Regions from separate parts of the Homo sapiens genome. Here all the other regions are linked to region 2. The links are chromatin loops, found by intact Hi-C in ENCODE. Cell type or tissue: IMR-90. All regions are shown on one strand.

Region 1 (5,000 bases), 81 kb after region 2:
TACCAGGAAAAGTCTTTTTTTTATGCTGTAGTTCTACAATTTGCAATAACTAATTTGTACATAATTAAAATAGAAATTGTGCATGTTTTTAAAACAGAGATGAAAGTGCTACCTGTGTATTTTTTTTTCTTATGGGAAATATATTACAATATTAAAATGCCTGAAAACATGAAGGTAAGTGTTGGAATGCAAAATATTATAAGACAGCATTTCTTTAAAGAACTGTATAGCTTTCTGAGTTGGAATAAGCCTGCCTTTGCTTATGATTATTTATTTAGGGTTCATATTCCACTGTGTTGAGTGAGGATAGAGCATAAAAGAGGTTACTTATGGCAGTGATATTTGTTAATTACTGAATGTGTCACTGAGGCTGTTTGCGGAGTTTTTTTTACATGGAGAACTTTAAGAGTTGGTACTATATGTGTATCTGGGATAGATATACAGATTAAGGTCCATGTTGCTTTCAGAGATGAAATAAGATGACTTTAGCACCCTTGTCAGGATTATGATTTACTGATTCTGAAACAAGAGCATAACTGGAATGTTCTATTCTTTTGCTATTTGCCAATTAGCAGAATTCTATTATTTAAAAAAACACATTGCACATGATATCCTTACTTTAGAAACTACTCCTGATGGTGATGGTATTGTTATTAAACACTTTGTATCAACATTATCTTTTGTCATTTATCAAAATTTTACCACAAAGACCACAAGATAAACCAATTATATTTAACTGATTCTACTTCATTTATGAGGCTTTGTGTAGGAATAATTTAAGTGTAATGGAAAATATGACTTCTGGATGCAAATGTTTAATAAACATGTGGGCTGTCTAGCTAGCTGTGTTCGTTCAAAGCTGAAGCTGTTTTCCTCAGAAAATAGGGCAATTTCTGTTACCAAGGTATGGAAATAGCAGTTTCTATAACTAGAAATTTACTGCAGATTCACCCAGTATCCAGAACACATGCATGAGCAACTATAAAATCCTAAGTCAATTATTTGTCTAATTGTACTTTGTTACTTCTTGTGACACTGCTGAATGCCACAAACAACAACAACCAAGCAGATGGGCAAAAACGCTTCAAAAGGATTTTAGATTATTTTTTATTGATGTCCACACACAGACACAGCTAATACTCTTCCTTGGTCCTCTGATTCCTAAATATAGGTTTTGAGCAAAAGATACGCTGGTTAAGAAAGACTGAAGATAGGTAGCTGGCATTCCAGTGGCCATTTCAGTTAGATCAAATGCTAACCAAAGTTTTCAAAAAGTGTGGCGGAAAGTTTTGTGAGCTATTGTTTGCATGCTCCAACCACACTTGGAAGGTTTATAGATTTTTTGCTCTTCGTGAAACTGACTTTGGAAATCTGTCTATGCTATATTTTCCTTAAACCTCTTTTATCCTATTATTTTATGATTCTTTCTGACATTAGTAAAAACATCTAAGCAGTTAATACAATAGGATAAATTTGAGGATGTTCTTTGTACATTTTTGTGTATAGGAAGAAGTGGCCAAGATGCTTTCCTCTTCTGGCAGATGGAGAGAAGGTGCTGTCTTTAGTGACTGAGTGCGAGTGGGGAACCTTTGATTTTGTAAAAGGCTCATACAAGTTCAGATGAAAAAGAAATCAATCAGGGCAATGTATAAGAAGAAAAAACAACCTGGAGACTATATTTATTTTTAAATAACAATTGAGTTTTAAAAATGTCATTGATTTCTGTATTTTGGCCAGTCACAGGGAATAGAGGGGGAAGTGCAGGGATAACACTGAAAGTAAAAGGAGAGAGAGGAGATGATTTATTCTGAGAAAGAAGCAGAGGAAGTAGAAGAATGCCATCAAGAAAGACAATGAGATTAAAGAAAAATCACTGGGTGAATGGCAAGGGCTAACATCTTACCTCCTCAAAATAGAGCTCTCTATAACTTAATAGGACCAGCTCTCTACATCCAATCCTCAAACCGGTTTCAAGTGGCCTCTACCTGCCTTATCTTTAGTTTCCTAGGGATAGTTTTTTCACCATGATTTTCAAATGATCATAGTGATTCTCTAACGATTTTCCCTTTATTCTTATGTTATCATTACCTCTTTGTGTTGGTTTTAGACTCATCTCTACCAGATGTTCCTCCTATAAGAAACTTGGGCCTTGTCTTATAGTTATGCTAGTCCTTTTCCTAATACCTGATTTTTAAAATTACCAGCATACCATATGATAAATATCTTTAGCTTTCTAAAATTTCTTTTTAAACATACCCTAGTCTTCTAGCAGATTATTTAATATAACTTTCAATTCTATAATTTAAAAAGTATAAAATTCAGTTTATACTTTTTATAGGAGGTGACCTCAAGTCTTTGTTCAGCCACAAGATAAAGCTGGACTAAGGTCCAGCTTTAACAAAGATGCTACCCTGAGCGTCCACACCAAATCCAAGGCTGTCCTCTTGGTAGTCTGCCTGATGACAGAGGAAATTCAGAGTCAGGCAGTGGGACTTTTTTGGAAGACAGCTGGGTCTAGGGGAATTTTTGTAAGCAATGAACCATTCTTTAATTGTGAAACCACTGGATGTGGTTAGTAGTTTATTTTAAAAATACCATATGTTAGTTCATTCCTATATACTGTGACAATCATAGTTTAATCAAAAGTTGCTTGTGACATTTCTGTTAGTGTTCATAAAAGAGTGGCTTGCTTCCTTGAAATCCTGAACTCTGTGCCAAATGCCAGCACATTGACAATTACAGTTTGGCTTTTAGGCAATTGTGCAGCTTTTTGAGTATGTGGTAAGTTTTTATTTATTTTTGTCACTTTCACTAATTTGTCATCTTCTTAAATGGAAAAATATTTTCTCAGCACTTTGTTTGGTAAGTAGGGACTTTTACTCTTTTCTCCATGGTTCCCCGAGAGGAAATAAGCTAATGTAACTGCTTTTCGACTCTTTTTTTTCTGGCCAGAAAGCCAAATGAATGCATGATCTCATTGAGATACGATCTATTTGTATGAACTGTAAGCTTGTAAGCTTGTCATCATCCTTCATGGTCCTGGGGCAGGCGCCTGGCTAGCCACTGTAACAGGATGAGGAAAGAGATACAGCAAGATCCCTGAGACTTCAATTCAGTGCAGTGCAAGTCAATTCATTTCAATTCAGCTCACTTTAATCCAATCTAAGAAATATTTATGGAGTACTTTTTAGGCATAGTCCTGGGCACTGGGGCTATAGAAATGAAAATTTCATGAAAACTGACATTTTGGTGGGGGAAATAACACAAATCAGATAAATTTAAGAGAATGTGGTAATTACTAACTACATCAGTATCAGTATCAGGAAGGATGAGATGCCTCATTCATCCATCCATTTCTTCATCAAAAATATTTATTGAAGGTCTACACCATGTACCAAGTACTGTGCTAGATGTTGGGGTGATGATAGTGAACAAAATTAAAGACTTTCTACCCTTGGGGAGCTTGTAGTCAGTTTGGAGAGACACTAACTAATCAAATACCCATACAAAAAAATGTTAAGTTCTACCTTTGGTATGTACTGTTGGAGTGTGGCCCATGGTGCTGTGAGATTTGATAAAAGGTAGGTTCTGATCAAGGTAGGGAGGTTAGGAAAGGCTTCTCTGAGAAAGTTATGCTTGAGTTGAGATCTGAAGGATGAGAAAAAAAAATTTTGGTGAAGGCTGTAAGTGAAAAAAATACTGCAGGTCACAAGAAGAGCACAAAACAAGGCTCTGGGCCAGGAGAAAGCATGATGAGTACAAGAGTGGTTATCTAAGGCAGGCCATCAACACTGACCAAGTATGTGAGGCCTCATTGAGGAGAGTTCCATCTAAAAAATAATTTCATTATCTTTGACTAATATTTGAGGAAATGGCCAAGGTGGGTGGATCACCCGAGGTCAAAGTTTGAGACCAGCCTGGCCAACTTGGTGAAACCCCATCTCTACTAAAAATATGAAAATTAGCTGGGTGTGGCAGTGTGTGCCTGTAGTCCTAGCTACTCAGGAGGCTGAGGTACGAGAATTGTTTGAACCTGTGAGGCAGAGGTTGCAGTGAGCCGAGATCATGGCACTGCACTCCAGCCTGGATGACAGAGTGAGAGTCTGCCAAAAAAAAAAAAAAAAAAAAAAAAAAAGAAAACGAAACGTACCAATTTCAGATGAATAATTATGTGTATTAAATGCCATGATAAAAGCACATCTATATATAAGGCATACAGTAAGTTGAAGTACTGATTTTTAACCTGAGTTTAAATGGAGCTTTATGGTTATGATTCTGTGTTTTTTCTCAACATTGTTTATCTGCAGAACCACTCCCAACTTCTGCTTACATCTTATAACCTTTTCTGCAAATATTTATTCCTATGATATCAGTGTGCCAAATAAAGTAGTGTTTTTTTTTTTTTTTTTTTTTTGCCACTAGTGAATCTCAGCAAAAGCTTTTGGCATTGACACGTGAGGTGCATTCTTATCTTCTCAAGTGGCTCTATGATTTTGTCTATTTTCATGTACTACTCCACTGGCAGCCAAGATAATCCCTTAAGGATACCAATTCTACAATTTTAGAAGTATAGAAGGTTGGAGGGGCAATTCATTCTGGGTGAATATTTCAGTAACATTGGCTGTAAATCATACCCAGGCCTTTTCTTTCTGTGACTCACGTGATGTAAGGAAGAGATCAGATGACGAGGTCAAGAGGACACAAAACCTCAGCCCTGCTTCTGCTCCCTCAATGTCGTCCATCCAAAATGACTTTACATATGTCACCAGAGCATGGAAGTGTTTATGGCGATTTATACTTTGGTTTTGGTTTGTTAGCTTATTTTGTCATAGTTAGGACAAGAGGAGACATTTCTGATGCAAAGGGAGATTTTCTTTAGCCAGAGGAATTTTGAAACCTTTATTACTAAGTACAACAGAGTATTTTTGTTCATTGTACTTTTGAAGTCTGTGATCAGGAAATGTATTTTCTTTAAAAATAAATCAGAAAAGGTCTCAGGA
Region 2 (5,000 bases):
GAGCCAACGTTTAATATTCAGATTTTGATTTGCAGTGTTTTCCGTGAAGACATGAGTCTGGTAGATGGGTACTAGCAACATCAACTGTTTTGTTACTTGCAAGGAGACTGAGGTGCTGTGGTCTCCAAGATAGGCCTGGTCTAAAGAGCAGACCAGTGGGATGTGAACGGTAATAGGCCAGTTGGATCTGGTGGTCGGTTAGTCCATAGGGAAACCTGTCTCCAAGCAATGGAACAGCTGAATCCGCATGACTTGGTCCATAGGCCAAAAAGGAGGAACAGCTTTTAAGTGGCCTGCTATGTAGGCCCATTCAATTCCCAAGGAGGCAGGAAGCCAGTGGGATACAAAGGAAAAAACACCTTTCTGTGTCTGGGAAGTTGCTAGTCTGATCACGTGTATGTACATTTCACACACACACACACACACACACACACACTCTCTCTCACATTATGAGAGTCCAAGGGCCCCAAGAGTCTGTTCTGATAGAGAAGTCTAACATAATTCTCTACCACCGTACCTAAAACCAGACCAATCTTTTAAATCAGGGGCCTGGGTTTTAGTGGCTTAGTAGCTCATTTTAAGTTTTCCTTCTCCTTCCAAACAGAGAGGTCTGTGTCCTGTGTTATGCTGATCTATGGGAGAATTCCTGCAGGAGGAAGGGGCTGAAACATTGGCCTAAGGTTATTAAACAGAGCTTTCGTAATAAATATGTTGATACCATTTCTGAAAGATTTGCATATTTCTCTATCACATATTGTTCAATTTTATTAGAGGAAATCATTCTGGTATCCTGTTGGAATTGCTGAATTTTGGGGTATTATCTTAAGCTCCTTGATTTTAATGCTGTGGGAACTGAGACTCAGATTGAATAACCTGCCTTCCTTGACATTAACTGAGATAAGCTCCTGTTTTCAGAAGTTAGAACCCTCTACTGATAGTTGACTTTAGGCATGTGTTTTAAAAACGACAGTTGGATATGGTTGAGAGCTCAGTTGCTAAAGCTGTGAAGCAACTTGGGACACACGTTTAACCAAATAAAATTATTTTCCCCAGCTCATGCTGTGCTGACAGCTTCCAAAAACTGTGTTCACCTTCATTCTCTCCTCATAAAAAGGGGCTACAGGTATTTTTAAACCTGGGGTTTGAGGAAGAGAATGTTAATTATAAATCTAGATTAGTTGAATGTATTCAAGAATTTGCCAGACTGAATATGAATACTCTTGGAGTGTAAGTGAAACAAAAATGAGGCCTTTGGTGACCTATTATCTATCGATCTATATCTATCTATCTTTCATCCCAGATTGGTTTTAGAATGAGAAGAACAAAAGTTGCTTTTTCTCATTTCTTACTCTTACACAATGAAGTGGTTAACAAAATTGATACAGAGTGACAACTTTAATGATCATTCTGTTGCAAACAACTACAAGTCCAAACAAATATCAGCACAAAGAAAATCTCTATTCTGTGTAGCAACATGTTGGTCAGACTTTCGCCAATGAACCACCTATTTAAAAAGGACTTGATATTGACAAACATCTCTGATCAGTCTTTGACGTTTATAGTAACAAGCTATAATGTTATCTCCTACCACCTTTCTGTTTAGGCCCCAATATGAAATGCCTATGAATGTTATAATTTTGTATAACTCCAGGAGAAACATCCAACAATATTTTTCACCTTTTTTCCCAATAGTGAAAAAATCCAAATATAATAGTTATATTTATGGATTCTGCTCTTTGTTGAACACAGTGCTTTACAGACAACATATGGTGACAAGCCATCACTCTTCCTATTTTATGTAATGAGGAAACTTAAATACAGAGTCTTTAAGGACCTAGTCAGTCACACAAATACTGAGAAAATTCTATGCTAATAATCCTATCTGCAGGTCACATCGGCACCTTACTTTCAATAATCAACGCAGGGCCGATCAATTGCATTATTCTACTACATACAACTTCTTGTTTTAGAATCAAAGAATGTCATGCCTATAAGCGACCAGAAATGCCTGGACTACCTATTCGAAAACTTTCATCTTCATTCTTCTTAGAGACATTATGTCGTCATCACCTGCTGCCACTAGATGGTGCTTGTCATCGAAACAAAGGTCCTTCCTCCTTTCTGTTTTCTTTAGATGCCTATTAGGACCTTGGATGATACGAAAGAAATTTGATTAATAAGCTAAGTACTGGGCTGGTATTCTAAGAAGTCCTTTAGTACAGAGAGTTGTTGATTAAAAAGTAAACAAATCATTATCAGTAAAGCTTACTTACACCATTTTTCTAATTCCATCAGTTTTTCTGCTCATTCTTCTTGTCACCAAGCTGTGTGAACCCCAAGACAAAAAGAACTAATAAATCTTTCTTTGTGCTTATGAGAATCAAGAGACATGGCACAAGTTTTAGGAGAGGTGAACAAAAATCTCAGGATTCATTGTTATCACCCGGAAAAGCAATCGAAAGTGATCACATGCAGAGTTTATAAGAAAAATTAATCAATGACCTTTCAAAGGAAAACACGTATATCTCAACTACTGGACACTAATCAATAGGAAAGGAAATAGAACACTCTTTTAATTGTGGGATAGCAAACATCAAGTAATGAAAATGATAACAGAGGTTGTCAACGCTTTGCCAAAGACTCTTTTTCTCATTAATTTAAGACACATACCAAATCTCACCTCTATAGTACTCTCATTGTCTCCCTGCCTCCCACCCCACAAACCAACTTTATGCTCCTTTTAGGGTAAATTCTTGCCAATCTTTGTACTGAAATGCCTTCAGGAGTTACCTATTTAACTTACGTGAAGGAAAGTTTGATATATTTTGCAGCAGAATGCTTGAAAAATGTGTTTCTTGGACTTTTTCTTTCTTATTCACCAGCACTGAGTGTTCATGGCTGCTTCACGATTATAATGAGAAATTGCCAGCTATGTTGAAATACATAATCCACAGTGTGAAAAACTGCTGAACAGCAATGGCAAATTTTTAATACAAAAGTGACTTCCCTTTGCCTGTTAGCTTACTTTGCGGTTGCTGATTCTTGCTAACTGCCTGCTCAGGGAGTGAAAGTTAATTTTAACATTAGCCTAGAAACAGAACATAATCATTTAGGTGAAAACTTTAAAGCTAAATTTTTGTTTTATCTTTGGTTTTGAGTTTCCCATGAAAAATTCCCAGTGATATATCACTGCACTGGGTTATGTAGAATGTGTGAACATATATGTGAGCCAGATGTGACAACAGACACATGACAGTACATTTTAATTTCAGACATCAGATTGGCGTGTTTCCTTGTGCCTTCTGAGCATTAACTAAGGATTTTAAAGATAGAAACTTTTTAAAAGACACAGGCTCCATACCTGCTTTCCAAGCACTGGTGAGGCACCATGGATCTCTGGATCTCTTCCAGTTTTGAATACTAGAAAGAAAAGCCTCTGTCCTCAAATTATTTCCTCCCTACCCTCATTTTTTTTTTCTCTTGGAGGTCCTATAAGCTATAGCTTTGTATTGAAGAAATACTGGGGACCAGGAGCAGTTGGTATGTTAAATTATTTCTCTTGAGCTTTATGCATTTTGGTGGCTACTGTTGAAAACACAGTTTGGTCAGTGATGTCCACATACACATTACATATAATATGTATTACTAGAAAATGATATACACTTGCATGATATACCATGTGGTTGCAATCCATTAAGTGACTACTCTCTAGCAGTACCCAGAACAATAGATGGTGTGTCTGTGCTGACAGTCTGTTCATATCTTAATGGTTTACTTATGATTCAATAGTTTACCAATGGCAATGGTGCTGGATCACTGATATATTATTTGCTTGGCAAAGAGTACTTGAACCTCATTATTAGACTTAGGAACAGAATAAATACAAATAATCACTTTGCTAAGGCTGTTTTCCTAACTCCCAAGGAAGACAGAAAGGCATCAGTGACATAAGTGAAGGACACAGTTGACAACCACGTTATCTTCAGACATCTTTTGTTAAAGGTGAACAATTACTTAATACTGTGTTATGGCAGCACTCTATACGCCCCAAGTTTTATAAAGTAGAGTCAAGAGTGATCTGAGCTGGGAAACTCACGCAATTTTAGTTCTGCATGAAAGCACAGGCTCTCCCCACTGGGGAACTCTTTTGAGTAGGACAAAAAGCTGGACCTAGGACCCAGCCCAGGGCGTGAGAGAAAAGGAACCTGGGAGGCAAGAGCGGCCGGTCCGGAGCCGGGTCCTCCGCCAGCTCCGGGCGGGCGCTGCGCACAGAGCCCAAGCCCCCGGCGGAGGCGGCGCGGCTCGAGGCCCCTCCCCGCCGCCGATGCCCGGGCGGCTGACGCCGAGCAGCGGCCCGGAGCGGTGGGGGCCGGGCTGGCGGGCACGAGCGAGGGCAGGGCAGGGGGCCGGCCGAGGCCACTTACGGCTTTAAATATGGATCGCAGGCTCGCGCTCGCGGCACAGCCTCCGCCGCGGCCGCCTTCCGTGAGCCCCCGCACCCCGGCTTGCTCCCGAGGGGCGCCTGGGCTGGGCTCCACTGCTGCAGTGTTAGTTACTAGCAGGAACATCAGAGATCCCCATAAATATGCAGGAGCTGCAGGAGGCAAAGTAGAGTAGACGCCCGCGCTCTTACACACTCGCTCGCCGCGCACCACACAGGCTGTGTAGACATCCCCCCGCGCCACCTTTCCCCTTTCCTCGCGGGCCGTTCAGGTTGCAGTCCTGCCTGCTCCGAAGACCCTCCCGCCCCAGCGCCTTTGCCCCGCTCTCCCGCGCTCGCCTCTCTCCGGAGCGCGCACCCACCCAGGCGGCAAAGTTGTGACTACTTGGGCGCGGGTGACTGGCGCCCCGCTCGCTCCGCGCCCGGCGCAGACAACTTCCCGCGGCTCGGCCCCGCCGCGTCCCGGGCTCGCGCCTCCAGGGATTCCGCGGCCCCCCAGCCTCCAACCCCGGCGGCGCGCCGGGCAGCGCTTCGGTGGCGGCGGCGGCCGCGGTGGCAG
Region 3 (5,000 bases), 68 kb after region 2:
CTGTCCTTTGGTGATCCTTTAGATAGAATACAGTACTGACATATCAGGTTAAAAAATTATATACTACCTTATTCCAAAAAGCTTTAGGGTGAAGGGAAAGTAACTGTTGAAAAGTTGGAAGAATGAGGTTGTGTATAAAATGCACGTCATGAAACTCTATATGCTCACTACGGGTTTGCCTAAAATTTGTCTATTCTCTTGTTAGCAGCCAATGAGGAAGGTGACATAATAAGTTATTAAATTTATGATATAAATATAGTATGTTTTACAGAACACACCATCAAAGTAGTGATGAAGCACTGTACTAGTCTTGATACTGAGAACAGAGACATATTTCTCCTGTGGGGTTTTATGAAGAGAACACTTCATACAAAGTTAAATGGTTATAATGTCCTTGGCTTCCTCAAACTGTGGTTTTTGCACCTGTACAATGGGGATAGGAGCAGGATTGCATGAGGAGGTAGATATAAAACACCTCGCAGTGCTTGGCATGCTTGTAAGTATTCACTAAATAGTTGCTATCATCTGTATGTACAGTAAACACAGCAACATGTTTCCCAGGAAGGAGCTAATAGATGTATCTTACATATAGAGGCATATGTTGTTAACCATCCACTCAGCTATAGAATTTGTAGTTTGGCTGATCTAAAACCCTTTTCTGGCTTGAAGGTTTTCATACTTCAAAGTGTTAAATCATCCTTGGTAGCAAAATGTGTATTTGTGAAAGCCACCTTAATTTGAATGGCTCCAGAGTTACTAAGTGTAAGTTTTTTGTTTGCCAGAAAACATTGTAGCAACTATGAGAAGTATGAAGTTAGGTTAGAAATATTTCAGGAATTGGGATAATTGGATGAGTTAACATCATAGTACTTCCTACTTGCAACTGGGGTGGAGCATGTAAGGATGGGAAGAAACAAGAATCACGTAGTGATCATTTCTGACATTCAGAGATACCCAGGAAAGCCATGTTTTCTTTCCAGTAGTACTGGCTGTGGTACGGATTGGGAGATATTCCCAAGATATTTAGAGTTTGTTGGGAACTTGCACCATCTGTCAGAGAAAGGCATGCAGGGTATTTATTTGAACACATGATACTGAAGCCACTGCCAAATCAAGGACTGAATGCTCTTTGACAGCACACCTAAATGAACACTGTCAAATGTAGATTCCAGTAGTTTTACTTCATGAAGTTTCAGTAGCAAGAATGTAACATTTATTTTGATAACATTTAAAACGATCACTTCTTCCTCATACATTATAGCTCTTAAAATTTTTTCCACTCCTCCTTTTTACATTATCTTTGGAAGCAGTATTTCCTGAGTTTTCTAGTGGAGAATTTTTTTTTAGCCTAAAAAGTTCTGTATAAGAAGCAGGTTAACTATCCCTGATTCTTTAATGGTCTTACTGTTTTGTAGTCCCTTGCTGGGTTGGAAAGCTTGTCTGTCAAGTTTCTCCTTTTCATATTACAGGGAAAACAATACTATATCCTCAGCTTTGTGACTCCCCTAAGAACTTGCAGTCATTTTATGAGTTATAATTTTAAAAATAGTCATCAGTCTTCATGACATATCCCTTAAACAGGTAAAGAGATTTTAATGAAAATAAATATTGAGATCCACATGTGATGTTCTCATCAATCATAGCATATTTTCAACAGTAATGATGCTTCTATTGATCATGATGACAGATATTCTGTGGGGGCAGTGAGAAAGCTTCCATTACAGCTCATTTTACTTTCGGTGTTTTGGTTACTTGGCACATATAGCTTATTAAGTATTTGATTGTCCCTTTGAGACAGCATGTCTGTATTACCCCATCCACCAAAGCAAGGCTATCTTGCTCTCTTCTTATAGGCAAGGAAGCTGAAGTGAGAGAGGCTGAGAAGTAACTGATGGAGCAGAAAGCACTGTCCCTGAGCCCCTCAAGGTTTGCTTAACCATGGAACTATGTTCCTTGTCCTCTACCTGAACACAAGACAGAAAAGGAAAATTTAGTTACCAATCACATGTGAGAGGAGGAGGATGCTTTAAGTTTTGAATTGCTCAGCTCAGTGGCTTGATTTCCTCTGGCAGTTGTTGGAAGGCAATATCTTCCTCATCCAGGGAATATTGTATTTTATTGTGCTGTAAGGATGTCTACAAAAAGTTCATTGCCATATGAGTACTAGAGAATGGTAGCTTCGCAGAGGCCATCACTAAGAGTTTTAAAACGTGGTCAAGAGTGGTTGCATTAGACAGGAGTGGGAACAGAGAGTGACTGCAAATGGATATGAGGGATCTTTTTGGATTGGTGGAAATGTTCTAAAATTGGATTATGATGATCGTTGCACAACTCTGTAAATATACTAAAATCATTGACTGTATCATTAAAATGAGTGGATTTTATTGTTTATAAATTACACCCCAGTAAAGGTGATTTTAAAATGCCTAAAATTTGGCATGTCTTGAGAGGAACAACATTTCTGCTTGACCTCTGGGCACCATAGCACTTCACAGTGCAGTGTCAATTCTGAACGCTCCCACACCTGTGTGGAAGTGCACAGGGAAAACCAAGAAGGAGGAGTTGGAGGAAATGGGGATAGACAGAATCTGTTGCTGAGAGGATGCCTATCATCACGATGTGAACAAAATGGCACCACTTATGTGATAATGACAACTCAAAGTAGGTTCCAAAAAGTCAAGTGCATTTCTCTCCAGGGTTTGATGGCTCACTCTCTGAACTGGCCTAACTCTTTCATTAGATTGACCATGATGACACTTCCTAGCCAGTAATCTTACCTTAGCATCTTATCCACCCATATAGACTGTCTATTAAATGATTTGATCAAATGTACTATGCAGATTTGGGTAAATATAATTTAAAAAACCTTTCTATATAACATCATATGGCAATATAGCTTAATTACCATTTTTTGCTTAGCCGCCATATTTAATAAGGTGAATAGAAAATATTTAATGTGATAGGTTTAAAAAAATTTTTCAACCTCTTAATTTGTGTGTGTTTTCTTGAAAACAACCAAGCATTTCGTGTTTGATTTATTGAAGCAATTGGTTGGCTTTGCTCACTTACATTGTTAAGACTTGAGATAAAACTTCAGGACTCCCTCAGTAACTGGAGCACAGGAAACAATTGACACTGTTTCTTAATTCACATTGTTTCTGAGACATTTCCTACTTCCTAGTATAATATAGCTTTCCCATGAGAACCATTTGCTTGCAAATGGTTACACATGATAGATACACTTCTCACTGGCACACATTCTGTGGGGAGAATTTCACTGTGTTTTGTAGTAGCTGAGTTGCTGCGTGTGTGTTGGGAAGGAGGTCCTGCTTTATGTAAAGATGCCTCCAACTTCATTCAAGCATCTGATGTCTTCTTTTGAATACTAACCCATTCACTTAGGTTCTGCATTGCTTAGCTGGAATATCTTTCCTGAAGGAGCATATAATTCTTTGAAGCCTGCCAATTTAAGGAAACACCCCTGCCAATTATGGTGTTTTTAGATATACCCCGTAGGTTACTGTGGAAAGTAGTTCATGACAGTTTGTATCATACATACTGTATGTACATGTATTTGCATGTAGGTACGTGATATTGGCTGTGGCATTGCAAAGTTGTCATCAAGGAATAATTCCGGAAATGGGAAATAAAACCCATAGATGAGAAAATCTAATCTAATTTGCAGTTCAGACAAAAATGTTCACATTATTTCTCAAATGGTAGTTCCTAAAATACAGAAGTTATGCTGTATTTAAAGTGAAAGTAGAAGTTTTTCAATTTAAAAAATGATGTGGAACTTTGAGTTTCTTTCTTTTTTGTCTTATTAGATTTTGTAAAAATAATACCACTTGTCAGTTTTGCAGCTCCTTCCATCTAGAGAGCTGAAAGCATTTCACAATCTTTTTTCCTCATGCCCTTCTCTTCAAGGCAATTTTTGCTGGGCTCGGTTTATTTTTATCATTGCAACAACCAGTTTTTAGAAACTTTTGGAAATGAAAAAAGAAAAATGAGAATGGCACTGTAGCTGACATTCATTTTAGCTGTTTCCTAGTGTGAACGTTTGAGTATTTCTAAAATCTTTTCTCCAAGTATGTCTTATTTTTCTCAGTTTGTCCCAGTTCTAAGTCTCTATTTTGCTGATTAGGTAAAAAAAAAAAAAAGTTTTAATGTAAAGCCTTACCCCCAGCAAAATGACTTTTTGAACTTTGATAAATCTTTATTTTTGCAGCGCCAGCAGCTCCTTTTCCAGCAGGCACTAACCCTACCCAGTATAATCATAGACTCATGTAAGGCTGAAACTGGAGGGCCCTCTAGGGATTACCCAGTTTAAGTCTCTCCTTCTAGAAATGATGAGAGGCCCAGAGTGGTTAAGAGATACATGCTTAAGGTCAGACAACTAATTGATGGCAGAGTATGACAAACATGAAGGATTCCTGATTTCCAGTTTGATATTCCTTGGTTTTCCTAAACAAAAGTAGTCTATCTGGACAGAATTAGAGTACACTCTCACAGAGTCCTAGTGTCAGCCACTAGCTTGAATTATACTGAAGCTAATTGAAAATTGGGAGGAAATTTTATTTTTCTAGAGTTTGCCAAATATAGAATGGTAACGTTGAATTTATAGACATTTTCTTCTGATCTGTGTATCTTGTGCAATTTGTCTGCAGTAGAGAATGTGGTTTGAACTGACTGGTGATTTGTGTACCTTCCTTAGGCCACCATACCATTTACATCGGAGTCCATGTGCCGAAGAGTTACAGGAGAAGGAGACGTCACAAGAGAAAGACAGGGCACAAAGAAAAGAAGGAAAAGGAGAGAATCTCTGAGAACTACTCTGACAAATCAGATATTGAAAATGCTGATGAATCCAGCAGCAGCATCCTAAAACCTCTCAGTGAGTACTCTCTGAGCGTTGGTGCCTCTCTCTGCCTCACTCCCACATCTTTGAGAAGGACACCTTTTTGAATCTTGTGGCTAAAGGGGAGGGACACTGTAATACT
Region 4 (5,000 bases), 530 kb after region 2:
CAACATTTGCTAATTTTATCATTATTTCATGTGACATCTGTAGTAAACTTAAAGGCCATTGCATATAAGGTTTATTGAATGAAGCATATAATTCTTATATTTTATAGTTTCACTTAAAGTTATTTTAAATTTTTTTCTTAGGCTGTTAGCTAACCAATTTAGCATGTGTTGAAATGGCAAGAGTTTACTCCTGCCCTAAAGTACATAAAAAGATGATTACATGTAATTTGGTGGAATACTCCTTGCATTTATGTTACCAGTTAATCCTCCTGTAAGCAGTTTAGTTGTTCACACACTGCAAAGTATGTGGATTAGGGCGAGGCAAAGACTGTGTGGGAATTTATAAAGATCAGGAACACTAGTTGGCCTGGTTAAATCCAATTTTCTCTTCTTTATGACCAGCTTAGAATCAGAATATTGTCCCTGAAATGAACATTAGAGGCAATTGACCTAACTTATAAAAAAAGAAAAGCAAATATAGTTAAGTGACTTGCTTCAGATTATACAGCTAGCAGGTGACAACACTAGGCTTAGGGTGTAGATCTTCTGGCTTCCAGCCTATTAGACCATGTTTACAAAGCAATTCTATAAACTCATCATTAGCTGGAAGGGTGTTCAGGGTGTTAGGAGCCACCAACTGTAACAGGCACACAGGGAGTTTACATCCCTTTAAAGCCTGCACCCTGGTCTTACTTCCTATTTGGAGTGGTTAAACTTTCATATGCTCACATGCATGTTCAGCTTGAAGGTTAGGAGAGGGTTAAAGGTCAGAACCATGCACTTTGGTCATTTAGAAGCAGGACAATATCCAAGCTTTCACCTTGGTATATACTCAGTTGCATCTTCCACAACAGCAGTAACAAAGGCAAACATTCTTTGAGAGAATGTGTGTGGCAGGTACCAGACTGGTCACTGGTGATAGAAAGGGTAGCCCTGGTTTCGTTTCTGCCCTCAGTGAGCTCACAGTGTAGCTAGTGATAGTTGGTTTGTGTCTGCAGAATACTCCCTGAGCTAAAGAATATATAATTGGAGGTCAGCTTTTTTTATTTCCCTTTCCCCTTTCTCCAATTTTGTATTTATTCCTATTTCTAAATGTGGGATGTGTATTCAAGTACTACTTTAATTTTATTAGCCTTTTTTGAAGTCCTGAGGCATCTTTCAGTGAACAAGAACCAGGGGTGTAAGCAGACAGATTTCCTAACACTGACTCATTAACGGGGTAGCCACACTCTTTTCTGACAGCCTGCGGTCTCGGAGTGCTCCTGAAGTGTCTAGGTTCTTGTTTTCATCTCTGTTAGCATCTAAGGATAAAGGGTTTGGGGGTATTTCTAGACCCCACTCATTCCTGGTTCTGGTTTCTTATGATCTGCTCTGTCTTGAGTGTCTGGGCTGCATCCCCTGCTGCATTTGCCCTGGCTTGGGCCATATTCTCTGACTCACAGCTCCCTATCAGCACTAATATTTTGATTGGGCTCACCCTGTTGCACAGAATAAAGTATCAGAAAGCACCTATACTGCTTCTGAAGAAATGCTAAACAATAAATTATTTAAGAAAAAGAAAATGGAGAAATATGTTGTGGTGTTTGGAAGAAAGGCGTGGGGCAAGTAAGGGAATGGTTCCTGGTAATAACTATAGTTAGTTTTTGCTCTGCTTTTTTACCTTAATTCTGCTAAGTTATCATATCAAATATTTTCAAAAGTGGTGATAGCTAATGAGGGCAGAGGAGCAGGGTGGAGCTTTGGAATTTTATTTACCTCAATGATTTGGTGCCTCTTGCCTCTGGCCTCCTTGGCATTTCAGGTCTTCAGGGATTTAAAACAATACTTAAGAGAACATGGCTACTGTGTTCAGATAATATGTAGTAATATTTTTAATTGAAGCAATATAATTGATAGCTGTTGTAATTAAACAGAGCCAATTAAAGGAGGAACCAAATACTTTGGCTTCTGCAATCTAGGTTCGGTATCTTTAAGAGTTACTGGTCTGTGTAGATTTTTGCTAAGATTGGAAGCCCACTGTGTTTACCTGGAGGCCTTCAGGCTGACTCTCCACTCTTTGAGGGGCATCTAAGTGAACACAGGCTGCAAATACAGCTCAGAGGGCTCTTAGATGGCCCTGTTGAGAAATTTTAGCAAAGATGGATTAAATCAAAAGACCTAGGTTCCTTCTGGACTTACAGATCAAGGATCTGGAAATTTTTACAGCATCTTAGACTGGAGAGGATTCCATGAAGTGTTTCTGGGCCCATGGCTGTTCTGTGCAGTCTCTGAACCAGTCCATAGCCACTGGCTTATGTATACAATTATTAGGAGAGAGGAGTGGTGAATGATCTGAGGGCATCCAAATGGCAAGGGACCAAATCATAATAATTTAAAAAAATACCCACTGCCCAAAATAGTTGCTAACATTTATTAACTGTGATCTTATTGTGTGAACATTTATTGTGTGATCTTATTCAATCATTACAATACCCTTTAAGGGATGGACACTATTATTTCCCCCAATTTTTAGATAAGGAAACTAAAAAATATTAATTACTTGATGTCTCATAGACAGAAAATGGAATTTTTCTTTTTGAATGGCTCAAAGTAAAAAGGAGGACATTACTGTTTAAATGTCTTGTTTTTTATTATGGTAACAATATGCAAAAAGTTTTAGATCTGCAAGACTCCCTTTGATTTTATGGTGGGAAATCAAAAACCCTGCAATACTCATTTTCCCAAGATCATGCAAGTAGTAAATGACAGAGCTGAGAATAAAACTCATGATTTTTGACAAACAAGGCAAAGAAGTCCTTTTCACTAACTTCTTGATGGCAGAATTTAGAAGGTTATGGAAGTGGTTGGAAGCCTGCCATTATACAGTAACCAGAAATTTGCTACCACCTAGTGGGTCAATTGAGTAATTTACATTTTCAAAAGCAGTTTCAGATATTGCATATTGAGCAGCATAAACATACACACACACAAAGAAGGAGAATACAAAGAATATGGGGTGAATAGGGATTTTGAAGATTCTCTAGTCTATTGCCAACATTTTGCAGATGGGAGCGTTTGAGTGTGAAGAATTGACAGGCTTCTCCAAGGTCACACAATAAATATAATGGAGGCAAAACTGGGAGTAAAACTCCAGTCTCTTTGGTTTTGGTTCAGTGTTCTTTTCCTCTGGTACTCTATAAATAGGAAAGAAAAGGTTCTTTCAGTTAATGGAATCCAAAATCAAAGTATTTGCCTGAAGTATTTTGAGGCTTTCAGCACACATATATCATTCAACTTTCTATTTTGGCAGTCAAGTCTTGGTTATATTAGTGGAAAGGAAAATGTTTGTATGTAATAGGGACATATATCTGTATATCCATATTTATATACATTTATGTTTATATACCTGTACTTATAATTATACCTATACTTATATACCTACACTCAGAGTGCTCCTAAAGTTGCTAGGTTCTTGTTTACATTCCTGTTAGCATCTAAGCATAAAAGATATAGGATGTTTCTTGATGCTGTATCCTTAGATACTAACAGGGATGAAAACAAGAACCTAGCAACTTTAGGAGCACTCCAAGACCTGAGGCTGCCAGGGGTGTTGAGGAAACCAGAAAAGAGTATAGCTATCCCCTTATTGAGTCAACATTAGGAAATACGTCTGCTAATATTGCTCATTCTTATTCACTGAAAGATGCCTCATAACCTCCAAAAAGGCCTATAAGATAAAAGTAATTCTTAGTCTATTTATCTTAGGCTAATACTAGAATAAATTTCCATTTCTTGGGCACGTAATAACTTGTGATATACTGGAAGTAGGCTGGATGGCAGTAGAATGCTGTTCAGTATTTTTTTAAAAAATAGTTAATAAAACAGATGAATAGACTGTAAATAATCGAGTATATATTGTATAAAGTATGCTTCATGCCATTATTGTCATAGTGGTAAAGGAGTTTTATAACAAATTTTAAAGAAGCTGATTTCAAAAACATTTTTATTTCTATTTTTGATAAATTTATTTTGCATATGAAATAGCACATAAGATCTACCATAATACACTTTTAAATATTCTTAAGAACTGGTTTGTTGTATCTATACATGAAATGGACCATTACTTAAAATGGTGGGTCCTTCTTTGTCACATTTGTTAGATTCTTTCTTAAAACAATCTATCTTGGGAAGTAAGAACTGTTTGACTGTGTTCTTTTGAAAGACAGCAGGGGAACTAGGGCAGAGACAAACATGGGCTCCTCTCAGGAAAAAGCAGTCCTTTTTTTTCTTGGATGATTTCTAAAATGTCCCATATGGAGATTTTAGAGAATTTCTTGGTTTTTCACCCCTTTTTTACATGCTCTAGGTATGCTCCTCCAAGACACTCTCATAGGTGGAAGCCACCATCAAGCATCTTGCCATCTTCACTGTACTCATTTGTCATCATCTTCAATTTTGCAGGATTGTAAACACAGTGAAAAATTTCAATATACATTCAGTAATTTTAAAATGACAATGAGAGAAAGAAAGAAAGATAGAAAGAAGGAAGGAAGGAAGGAAGGAAGGAAGGCAGGCAAGCATTAAAACTTTTAAACCCAAACAAAAATACACAAAAGGAATCTGGCTGCTTGTTTGGATACATAGGTAGAAAAATGTCTTTCTGACCGAAGCAAGAACAATTTCCTCCATTACAACTTTGGCCATCATTTAGATAAGCTGCTTTTCTTTAACCACTATGCCTAATAGGCAGAGATAGGGCAGGATCTAGTTGAGATCCACCACCATCATTTAACTTGTAGCCAATCACTTAATCTCTGTATGTGTTAGTTTCCTAATATAAAACTGGTGTAATTATTATAGCTATCTTACAGTTTTTTTTGGTGTGTGTGAATATGACATACTGCAGTTAAAGTGTTTAGAACAATGTTTGGCACATAGTAAACAATTTTAAGCTATTAGAATAACTAAGAATGGGTTGCAGTTAGTTTTTTTTCTTTTAATTTTAAAAAAATTTTTGCATA
Region 5 (5,000 bases), 530 kb before region 2:
AAGAAAATATTACAGTATTTGCTGTGGTTTAACTCAGTAAAAATATTTTTTTCTCAGCTGGGTGCAGTGGCTCACTCGTGTAATCCCAGCACTTTGGGAGGCCGAGGCGGGTGGATCACCTGAGGTCAGGAGTTGGAGACGAGCCTGGCCAACATGGTGAAACCCCGTCTCTACTAAAAATACTAAAAAATTAGCCAGGTATGGTGGCCGGCCCCTGTAATCCCAGCTACTTGGGAGGCTGAGGCAGGAGAATCACTTGAACCCGGGAGGCAGAGATTGCAGTGAGCCAAGATCACGCCATTGCACTCCAGCCTGGGCGACAGAGTGAGACTCCATTTCAAAAAAAAAAAAAAAAGAAAGAAAGAAAAAGAAAAAGAAAACAAAATTTTGTTCAGAGAAGACCTTGTCAGTCCCATTCCTCATCTGTTAAACCACATTGGCAGCTGCCTCTGGATTCAGGCTGTTTTCTGACAGTGTTGCATGCCATGCTAGCATTATTCCAGTTTTAATGTGTATATGATTGTGAACTGTGTTAAAATGCAGATGTTGATTCAGAGGCTCTGGAGCAGAGCCCACCATTCTGTGGTATTAACATGCTCCCAGGTGGTAGTGATTCAACCAATCGGTGGACAAAGTGGCAAAGTGGTAAGGGTGGCAAAGTGGTAGGCTGCTCCCTCTAAATAAGTGGCAACTTCACACTCACCAGGGAAGGAACAGAAAGGTCTTGACCAATGAAAAAACTATCACCAATTTGAGGGGATGTGTATAAATTAAGCATATAAGTGAAAGATTCAAGACAGAAAGAGAAACAGGAGCAGGCTGATCCTGTCTCTATTCTGACATTTGTGTTATGCTTCTTCCTCTTTCACTGCTTGGCTCGTGTAGTTCTAGAAGGTTCTATTCTCCATCAGGAAAGGCCCCATTCAGTTAACATCTCCTCCAAGATTACCCCAGTCCTAACAACCCAGCTTCCCTGAAGGCTCACAGTACATGATCTTTAATATTTATTTATTTATTTATTTATTTATTTGAGACAGTCTTGCTTTGTTGCCCAGGCTGGAGTGCAGTGATGCGATCTTAGCTCACTGCAACTTCTGCCTCCCTAGTTCAAGCAATTCTCATGCCTCAGCCTCCTGAGTAGCTGGGATTACAGACGTGGGCCACTACACCCAGCTAATTTTTGTATTTTTAGTAGAGCAGGGGTTTCGTCATGTTGGCCAGGCTGTTCTTGAACTCCTGGCCTCAAGTGATCCACCCACCTCAACCTCCCCATGTGCTGGGATTACAGTTGTAAGCCACCATGCCCAGCCGATCTTTAATATTTAATCACAACTGTGTCTTATACTGTGTGCTAATTTTTTCCTGTGTTAGTTTTGCCTATAGAAGAAATAGGAAAACTGAAAAAGTGAGACCCAGTTCTTCTTCTTATGTGGCCCTCATAGCACTGTGCTGAGTACAGAGTAGATTCTAAGTAAACACCACTCTCTTTATCTTATGCAAATGAATAAATATTTAGAATTTCACCAAAATTAATATTAATGTATTAACTAATATTAAAAGTTTAATAATGATTAACACTTTTCTAATTATAAAATATACAGTCTTTGTAGAATATTTGGAACATTCTATACTAAAAAGTAAAAGGAAACAAAAAAATAACATTTTGGCCTATTTCCCTCAAGTCTTTTCCCATGTATGTGTAGGGAATTTTCTTTTTTTTTTTCTTTTTTGAGAGGGAGTCTCTCTCTGTCGCCCAGGCTGGAGTGCAGTGGCACAATCTCGGCTCACTGCAAGCTCCGCCTCCGGGGTTCTGGCCATTCTCCTGCCTCAGCCTCCCGAGTAGCTGGGACTACAGGCGCCGGCCATCACGCCCGGCTATTTTTTTGTATTTTTAGTAGAGATGGGATTTCACCGTGTTAGCCGGGATGATCTCTATCTCCTGACCTTGTGATCCGCCCGCCTCGGCCTCCCAAAGTGCTGGGATTACAGGCGAGAGCCACCACATCCAGCCTGGAATTTTCTTAAAGTCACTCCTTTATGCAAAATCCTACATTTTCCTCTTCACTTTGTATATCAATTTCCATAAATTTTAAAACACATGATGTTTCACTTCAGTTGTATGTAAAATATTTTGAAGTATACCTATATTACCATTCCCTTGATGATGGACTTAAAGTTTCCTATGAATTTTCACTATTATAAATCACATTGTAATAGATATCTCTATCTCTCTTTGTCTGTATTTCTGGTTATTTCCTCAGAAGTGGAATTACCGAGGAAGATGGTTTGAAGGATGTTTAGACAGAATAACATACTGACTGAGAGCTTTGGCTTTGGAGTCTGACAGCCTTGGAGCTAATCATCAGTTCTCCAAATACCTGAAAAACATTAGGCAGGTTACTTCATCACCCTCACAGCTCAGTTTTACCATTTGTAAAGTGAAAACAGTACTTGTTTTATGCAATGTTAGGAGAATTAAATGAAACAACGCGTGTTAAAAACGTACATTCATTGTATTTTGTAACTCAACCACTAGATGGAAGTGGAGGTTTATAATTATAAAGTAGTGGCTCTCCTGTAATTTCCAGCCTCAGTAGCACCTGGGGAATTTGTGGGACCTGCAATGTCTCCAGCTGCATCTCTGAGCTACTTGATCAGTATCTCTGAGGTGGAGCTCAGCAATCTACTTTAATGAGTCCTCCAGGTAATTCTCATACACTCTAAAGTTTGAAAAATCACTGATCCTGCCGGGCGCAGTGGCTCATGCCTGTAATCCCAGCACTTTGGGAGGCCAAGGCAGGCAGATCACTTGAGGTCGGGAGTTTGAGACCAGCCTGACCAACATGGAGAAACCCAGTCTTCTACTAAAAATACAAAAAATTAGCCAGGCGTTGTGGCGCATGCCTGAAATCCCAGCTACTTGGGAGGCTGAGGCAGGGGAATCGTTTGAACCCAGGAGGCAGAGGTTGCGGCAAGCCAAGATTGCACCATTGCACTTCAGCCTGGGAAACGAGAGCAAAACTCCGTCTGAAAAAAAAAAAAAAAAAAAAAACCCAGAAAATCACTGACCCAATATATATTCACATATATTTACATTCTTTTCTTATTTGTTGTTTAGGCAGGGAGAAGAGCCAAAGAAAATTAACACATAATAACAACTGTAAATTATGGATTGTTGCTAATTGCTACCACAGTGGTAATAAGTGATATGCAGACACAGCATGCATCCTTATTTTTATAAAAATCAATGTAGTTATTTTTGCTCCCATTTTTCAAATGAGGAAGCAATCTTTGAATTAACTTGGCCAATGTTACAGTATGTATTTCAATATAGACCATGGATTTATCCACTAGACTATACTGCTACCCCAAAGCCAAGACCTGGAAATCCCATTAAAGGGCTTTATTCTTATTGCTGATTAATATAATTTTCATCTGGCTGCTGCTGAGTGTGCTTACCTGAGCAAATGGCTAACTTGTCAAGAACTATGCAGAAGAAAAACATTTCTCACCAATTGTACCTATTTATGCCTGTCTTTTTAAAATGTCATCCATTTAATTCAAATTAAAAAGGGGGGGCAAAAGGTGCAAAACTTATAATAGACTTATGACAGGTCAATGAATTGGTCACATTAACCTCAAAATATCACATGAGGTTTAAGAAAATGTTACAGTGGACATAGTGATTCTCTAAGAGCCTCAATTGATGTTTGTTAAGACTATAGCAGAGTGATTCAGACTTTTCATTGCCATTTACTAGATAAGTGAACCACTCAAATGGCTAATTATCCACTTAGTTGGTTTTCTCATTTATAATATGAAATACCCAAAAAGTTATTGTAAGGATAAAATGAGATGACATAGATAAATCATTTGGTACTTGAAGAATGCTATCATCGTTATCATCACTAAATCAGATAGATCATAATCAGTATTGTGTTAATTTGGACCCTGCAGAATTGCAAGATGAGATTAGTGGGTGCAAGAGATTTATTAGGAAAACATCTGTGAGGGATAATGGGAAGGGAGCCGAAGAAGGCTGAGTCTTCGGATCCTGATGCAGGTCTTACCCATGTGGAGCAAAGAGGATAGGAAGGATGATTGGACAGATAATGTCTGGAGGTGCAGTGCTAAGAAATTTTCAGCAAAGATAAAAAGGAGTCCCCAAGTCAGTGCCCCATCAGAAGAGTCCTGTGTCTCCCGGGAACTGACCTGTCTTAGTGTCCCTTGCACAAACACAGTGGATCTCAGAACTATAGGTCAATTACATTCTTTGCAGAGAACTGAGAGGCTCCTTTCATGGCCACCACATCTTACATTGATTCCTTAGTGTGCCCCTCTAAATGTTCCACTAATACCAGCAAATGTTTGAATACAACTTAAAGAAAGGCTTTAATCTATCCTCAATAACTCTCATTTAAGAGTCACCAGCTACTCCAGATTTATATTGAATGAGTTAATATATATAAAGCACTTACATTGGTACCTAGCACATAGTAAGTACTAAATTGTTACTAGTATGGTAGTATCAGAGTTTAACTGAACTTCTGAAAGAAGGAAGACTTGTGGGACTACGAATTGCAGTCTTCTTCCAGCTAGCATTTAATGAGGTAATAATGCTGGAATAGGGGTCTTTCCTATAAGGATCTGCAATGTGGATCTACAAAACTTCTTCTACTGGGTACACCGAGAAACTAAGGCAAAGATGAGGAGAAAGTAAGCGGTCTCTTCAGAAGCAGTCTCTCATGAATTCTCATAGCACTTTGGAAGCTATTTCTTTGCCTTCAGCAGGCTCTGCCAAATAATAATTATTTATGTGTATGTCTTATCTCTTCAACTAAGCTACACTCATGTTCATTCATTCAACAAATATGTATTGAGTACTTCCATGTGCCAGACACTGTTCCAGATGGTGAGGAAACATCAATGGGCAAAAGTGCGTGCCTTCGTGGAGATTACACTCTAGTGAGGGGAGACAGACCATAAACATGACACGTAAG

What was found. Hi-C counts contacts between places; a loop is a spot of excess contacts. Peaks named below come from ENCODE experiments on the same cell type or tissue, not always from the same donor. Only the 100,000 strongest peaks of a DNase experiment are listed, where the experiment ranks them.
Region 1: a loop joins it to region 2, with 3 times the contacts of the local background. A loop is called at or near these places in 10 of 110 quality-filtered maps.
Region 3: a loop joins it to region 2, with 2.6 times the contacts of the local background. A loop is called at or near these places in 10 of 110 quality-filtered maps.
Region 4: it touches region 2 in a loop (11-fold over the local background); 59 of 110 quality-filtered maps call a loop at or near these places.
Region 5: a loop joins it to region 2, with 22 times the contacts of the local background. A loop is called at or near these places in 9 of 110 quality-filtered maps.

What each region holds. Positions count from the first base shown.
Region 1 is chr4:71,263,684-71,268,683 of GRCh38, forward strand. The region is part of intron 3 of SLC4A4 (solute carrier family 4 member 4); the gene reads left to right. Among named protein-coding and RNA genes, the nearest start is that of SLC4A4, 79 kb to the left of the region's middle. In IMR-90, no CTCF peak of the experiment used is centred here; DNase peaks (open chromatin) are centred at 2,628 and 2,988; H3K27ac peaks cover 1,927 bases.
Region 2 is chr4:71,182,308-71,187,307 of GRCh38, forward strand. SLC4A4 (solute carrier family 4 member 4) reads left to right here and starts at 4,952. Exons shown (of 26, transcript NM_001098484.3): 1 at 4,952-5,000. It overlaps LOC124900712 (a long non-coding RNA gene), which reads right to left and starts at 4,217. Exons shown (of 2, transcript XR_007058133.1): 1 at 2,274-4,217; 2 at 1,381-2,148. In IMR-90, a CTCF peak has its summit at 2,086 (motif pointing right); a DNase peak (open chromatin) is centred at 2,094; H3K4me3 peaks cover 1,209 bases; H3K27ac peaks cover 816 bases.
Region 3 is chr4:71,250,506-71,255,505 of GRCh38, forward strand. It overlaps SLC4A4 (solute carrier family 4 member 4), which reads left to right. Exons shown (of 26, transcript NM_001098484.3): 3 at 4,715-4,894. Among named protein-coding and RNA genes, the nearest start is that of SLC4A4, 66 kb to the left of the region's middle. In IMR-90, no CTCF peak of the experiment used is centred here; no DNase peak of the experiment used is centred here; H3K27ac peaks cover 142 bases.
Region 4 is chr4:71,710,919-71,715,918 of GRCh38, forward strand. No RefSeq gene overlaps it. Among named protein-coding and RNA genes, the nearest start is that of GC, 71 kb to the right of the region's middle. In IMR-90, a CTCF peak has its summit at 2,873 (motif pointing left); a DNase peak (open chromatin) is centred at 2,853.
Region 5 is chr4:70,649,774-70,654,773 of GRCh38, forward strand. No RefSeq gene overlaps it. Among named protein-coding and RNA genes, the nearest start is that of JCHAIN, 14 kb to the right of the region's middle. In IMR-90, a CTCF peak has its summit at 2,533 (motif pointing right); no DNase peak of the experiment used is centred here; H3K4me3 peaks cover 157 bases.